Regions from separate parts of the Homo sapiens genome. Here region 1 is linked to region 2. The links are chromatin loops, found by intact Hi-C in ENCODE. Cell type or tissue: ovary. All regions are shown on one strand. Links, peaks and the distances in the headings refer to the core of each region. The heading gives the core; the rest is flanking DNA. Region 1 has its middle 510 kb from the start of LINC02484. Region 2 has its middle 560 kb from the start of LINC02484.

The links. Hi-C counts contacts between places; a loop is a spot of excess contacts. Peaks named below come from ENCODE experiments on the same cell type or tissue, not always from the same donor. Only the 100,000 strongest peaks of a DNase experiment are listed, where the experiment ranks them.
Region 1: it touches region 2 in a loop (6-fold over the local background); 36 of 110 quality-filtered maps call a loop at or near these places.

The regions. Positions count from the first base shown.
Region 1 is chr4:34,773,593-34,776,513 of GRCh38, forward strand. No RefSeq gene overlaps it. Among named protein-coding and RNA genes, the nearest start is that of LINC02484, 510 kb to the left of the region's middle. In ovary, for the core only: no CTCF peak of the experiment used is centred there; a DNase peak (open chromatin) is centred at 1,332.
Region 2 is chr4:34,825,836-34,828,756 of GRCh38, forward strand. No RefSeq gene overlaps it. Among named protein-coding and RNA genes, the nearest start is that of LINC02484, 560 kb to the left of the region's middle. In ovary, for the core only: no CTCF peak of the experiment used is centred there; no DNase peak of the experiment used is centred there.

The sequences.
Region 1 (2,921 bases), core at 197-2,696, 52 kb before region 2:
ATTGTCCAGGAGAAGAATGTCACAGGGTCGATTGATCAGTTGGGGCAGGGCAGGAACAAGTCATAATGGTAGAATGCCCTAAGGTGGGTTAATTAGTTAAAGCAGGAACTGGCTGTTTCATTTCTTTGTGGTTTTTCGATGGCTCCAGACTTCTTGGCTCCTGCAGTCCATCTTGGCTCCTGCAGGCCAACTGGACGTATATATGCAGGTCACAGGGGTTACAATGGCTGAGCTTCGGCTCAGAGGTCTGACAAGGAGATAATATGCATATGCTGGTTTTTAGATGTTTATAAAATAAAAATATGTATATATATATTTAAAAAGCATAGGTCACTTGAGTAGTCATTTAACTGTAAACAAAATAATTTTTAAATTTACTAGTTAGTGTGTTCTATTATTATTCTTGGTATTTGCTATTATTTTAAAACTGATATTTCGATATTATGTGCTCAATTTCACCTGATTCTTTAGATAGACATTGCTGTCAGAGGCAGTTGAACCAGAGCAACATCATCTTGAATAGGGACTGGGAAAACAAGGCTAGATCTGCTGGGCTGCATTCCTAGACAGCTCGGCATTCTAAGTCACAGGATGAGACACGAGGTTAGTATAAGACACAGATCATAAAGACCTTGCTGACAAAACAGGCTGCAATAAAGAAGCCGGCTAAAATCCACCAAAAGGGTGGCAACAAGAGTGACCTCTGGTCATCCTCACCACTACACTCCTGCCAGAGCCATGACAGTTTACAAATGGCATGGCAACGTCAGAAAGTTACCCTGTATGGTCTAAAAGGTGAGGTATGAAGAATCCACCCCATGTTTAGCATATCATCAAGAAATAACCATAGAAATGGGCAAGCAGCAGCCCTATGGAGTAGTCATTCTTTATTCCCTTACTTTTTAAATAAACTTGTTTTCACTTTACGGACCTGCCCTGAATTCTTTCTTGTGTGAGATTCAAGAACCCGTTCTTGGGGTCTGGATCGGGACCCCTTTCCAGCATCATTACTATTTTTATTTCAAACTTTATCTATAATGTCTAACTAGTAAGTGATCCATACGCGGATTGGTAAAAAGAGTTTACTGACAACATTATAGGCTTGAAAAAAGGAAAGTTTTTTAGAAAGGAAGAACACTGCACGAGGGTTCGGGGAACCTCAGCCGGAGGATTAAGGTATGGTGGTGGATTTTCCTTACGAACATTTATGAATTTTCAGGCAGGAGGTTAGGGTTGTAAAATGAGTTTTGGCATGGCATTCCAGAGATGTATATAAATTTTAGCTACTTATAAAAGTTGAAAGAGGCCTGGAGCCGGGCGCCGTTGCTCACGCCTGTAATCCCAGCATTTTGTGAGGCCAAGGCAGGCAGATCACCTGAAGTTGGGAGTTCGAGACCAGCCTGACCAACATGGAGAAACACCGTCACTATTAAAAATACAAAATTAGCTGGGTGTGGTGGTGCATGCCTGTAATCCCAGCTACTCAGGAGGCTGAGGCAGGGGAATCACTTAAACCCAGGAGGCAGAAGTTGCTGTGAGCCAAGATCATGCCATTGTACTCCAGCCTGGACAGCAAGAGTGAAACTCAGTCTTAAAAAAAAAAAAAAAAAAAAAAAAAAGGCCTGGAATCAGATGCCCACTTGAGATACTGGGGAAGTTTAATTACTTCTAAAATTTCCAGATGAGGAGTTTAGCATTTGGATGGCCTGTTTGCTGGTGTTCTTTGCTCCCTTCTAAATTTCTCAGATAAGGGGTTTTTGTGTCCGGAGTTCGTTCAATGGTCACCAGGTGATTTTCACTTTTCCTCAGTATTAAAGCAAATTTTTTTCTTACCTCTTTAAGAGGCATCATGTTTGTATTCTACCATATTTCTAAAGCCTAATCAGCCAAAGAACACTAGACATAAGACTTACTTTGACAGGGTCAGATTTATTTATTTGATGTAACTAAGGTAGGTACTTTGTGGAACTATAGATTGCTGCCTCACAAGAGTGGGAGAGAAGTGTCTTTCATAAGGTATATGGGCTTGTGCTGATAAAGTCCAAACAGAGTCTAAGAGAAACAGACTAGACTGAATTCTCTTTCCAAGGCAGAATTAGAAGAGGGTAATTATTAAAAATTGGGTGATGTTATGAGGTGTAGACAATTTACCTGCTGGGTTTTTCTAGCAATGTACAAAAATAGCAAAGTGGCTCTGGGACATCATTGGTATGAAAGAAGTTATCACTCAAAGAAGGAATTCCCATGGTATTTTACAACTAATGCACCATATTGGGAGAAATTTTTTTCTTTATTAATTGTGTTTTATCTGTGTCTGTTCTCTCAGGCTAATTAAAGGCAGGGCTCCTTTTTTTTCATTAGTACAGCTGATGTTCACTCTTTCAGTACTTCACAGGTTTTAAAATTATTTCATTGATAACACCCTAAGTTACTGATACTCCTACGTACATTCATGTAATCTCAAGTCATTAATTATTTTTCTTTAAACAGAACTTCTCCACATTCATGGATTTTCCCCTTACATTTGTTGTTATTGATGTAATGAAGTTCTCCATGTATGCCAAATACAAAGCTATCAGAGATTGTTTTGTGAGCATCTTCCATGCTGCGGCTTGTCTAAGATTTTTTCACTTTCTTAATAATATCTTTCAAAGATTTCTTACATTTAATGTTGTTCATTTTTACTTTTCAAGCATTTGTGACCTCTTTATGGAATATTTCCTACATCAGTCTTTTCCATGTTAGTCTTCTGAGTTATCTTCTAAAACACTTATGACTTTACCTTTTGTGTGTACATTAAAGAACATCAGCTTATTAAACAAATACATAAAGACATTAAATATTTAAATATAAAAATATGTAAGAGATCAAAATAAATATGGGAAGTTGGAAGTAACTTTATATTTTGCAAAGATAGAAAT
Region 2 (2,921 bases), core at 144-2,643:
AAAAGTGAAGAAAACTTGTGCAGAGAAACCCCCTTTTTTAAACCATCAGATCTAGTGAGACGTATCTGCTATCATGAGAACAGAATGGGAGAGACCTGCTCCCATGATTCAGTTACCTCCCACCAGGTCCCTCCCACAACACATGAGAATTCAAGATGAGATTTGGGTGGAGACACAACAAAACCATATTATTCCACTGCTGGCCCCTCTGAAATCTCATGTCTTCACATTTCAAAACCAATCATACCTTCCCAACAGTCCCCCAAAGTCTTAACTCATTTCAGTATTAACTCAAAAGTCCACAACCCGAAGTCTCATCCAAGACAAGGCAAGCCCCTTCTGCCTATGGGCCTGTAAAATCTAAAGCAAGTTACTTATTTCCTAGATACAGTGGGGGTATAGGCATTGGGTAAATACAGCCATTACAAATGGGAGAAATTGGCCAAAACAAAGGGGCTGCAGGCCCCATGCAAGTCTGAAATCCAGCAGGGCAGTCAAATCTTAAAGCAACAAAATGATCTCCTTTGACCCCATGCCTCATATCCAGGTCATGCTGATGCCAGAGGTGGATTCCTTTGGTCTTGGGCAGCTCTGCCCCTGTGGCTTTGTGGGTACAGCCTCCCTCCTGGCTGCTTTCATGGGCTAATGTTGAGTGTCTGTGGCTTTTCTTAGATGCACGGTGCAAGCTGTCAGTGGGTCTCTCATTCTGGGGTATGGAGGACAGTGGCCCTCTTCTCACAGCTCCACTAGGCAGTGCCCCAGTAGAGACTCTGTGTGGGGGCTCCCATCCCACATTTCCCTTCTGTATGCCCTAGCAGAGGTTCTCCTTGAGGACCCCAGCCCTACAGCAAATTTCTGCTTGGGCATCCAGACATTTCCATACATCTCCTGAAATCCAGGTGGAGGTACCCAAACCCCAATTCTTGACTTCTGTGCACTTACAGGCTCAACATCATGTGGAAGCTGCCAAGGCTTGAGGCTTGCACCCTCTGAAGCTACGGCCCCGGCACGACTTTGGCCCCTTTCAGCCATGGCTGGAGTGCCTGGGACACAAGACACGAAGTCGCTAGGCTGCACACAGAACAGGAACCCTAGTCTTGGCATATGAAACCACTTTTTTCTCCTAGATCCCTGGAATTGTGATGGGAGGGGCTGCCTCCAAGGTCTCTGACATGCCCTTGAGACATTTTCCCCATTGTCTTGGTGATTAACATTAGGCTTCTCATTACTTATGCAAATTTCTGCAGCCAGCTTGAATTTCTTCTCAGAAAATGGGATTTTCTTTTTTATTGCAGTGTTAGGCCATAAATTTTCCAAACTTTTATGCTCTGCTTCACTTATAAAACTAAATGCCTTTTTGAATTTTTGGTAAAGACGGGGTTTCACTGTGTTAGCCAGGATGGTCTCGATCTCCTGACCTTGTGATCCGCCTGTCTTGGTCTCCCAAAGTACTGGGATTACAGGCGTGAGCCACCGTGCCCAGGCGTGGTGGTAGGCACCTGTAGTCCCAGCTGCTCAGGAGGCTGAGGCAGGAGAATGGTGTGAACATGGGAGGCTGAGCTTGCAGTGAGCCGAGATTGCGCCACTGCACTCCAGCCTGGGTGACAGAGCGAGACTCTGTCTCTAAAAAAAAAAAAAAAAAAAGCTAAATGCCTTTAACAGCACCCAAGTCACCTCTTGAATTCTTTGCTGCTTAGAAATTTCTTCCACCAGATGCCCTAAATCATCTCTCAAGTTCAAAGTTCCACAAATCTCTAGGGCATGGGCAATAGGCTGCCAGCCTCTTTGCTAAAACATAACAAGAGTCACATTTGCGCTAGTCGCCAAAAAGTCCCTCATCTCCATCTGACACCACCTCAGCCTAAATTTCATTTTCCATATCACTATCAGCATTTTGGTCAAAGCCATTCAACAAGTCTCTTAGGAGTTCCAAACTTTCTTGCTTTTTCCTGCTGTCTTCAGAGCCCTCCAAACTGTTCTAACCGCTGCCTGTTACCCAGTTCCAAAGTTGCTTCCACATTTTTGGGTATCTTTTCAGCAGTACCCCACTCTCCTGGTACCAATTAGTCCATTTTCATGCTGCTGATAAAGACATATACGAAACTGAGCAATTTACAAAAGAAAGAGGTTTAATTGACTTACAGTTTCACGTGGCTGGGGAGGCTTTACAATCATGGCAGAAGGTGAAAGGCATATCTCACATGGCAGCAGACAAGAGAAGAGAGCTTGTGCAGAGAAACTCCCATTTTAAAACCATTAGATCTCATGAGACTTATTTGCTATCATGAGAACAGCACAGGAAACTTGTGCCAACATGATTCAATTACCTTCCACCGGGTCACTCCCATAACATGTGGGAATTCAAGATGAGATTTGGGTGGGGACACAGCCAAACCATATCACACTCAATTGAGTTGGAGAGCAAGCAAGTTACCAATCACTAATCAATCATCAATCACGTATCCTTGATCAAAATAATGTGCCATAATTGAAAATTCACCAGTATGATGAATAAATATAAAACCAGACATGAAAAATTTCCTTCTTTGGAGTATCAGAAAAGGATCAAAGCAATGATACTTATTCTGAATCTTAAATGGAAATTCATGTTTTACATGACCAAGTTAAAAACAAAATCATTTCAGATTTTAGAGAGAATAACATGTACAACAGAATGGTAGAGAGACATGGGCTAAGATCACAGTATTCAAACAATTGATTTGTGAAGAAACAGTGAATATCTTTAATCAGATCCCTTTTGGTAGAAGATAACTTAGAGAACATTTAAAAAGACCCTGTAAATAAAAATGAGTTGTTAAAAAGATATTAAAAGAATGTTACAATGACTTGTTGGATAATTGAACCAACAAAGTGTTGTAAAGTATGGAGAAAAGCTGAAGTTGATTGTTTAATATTCATCA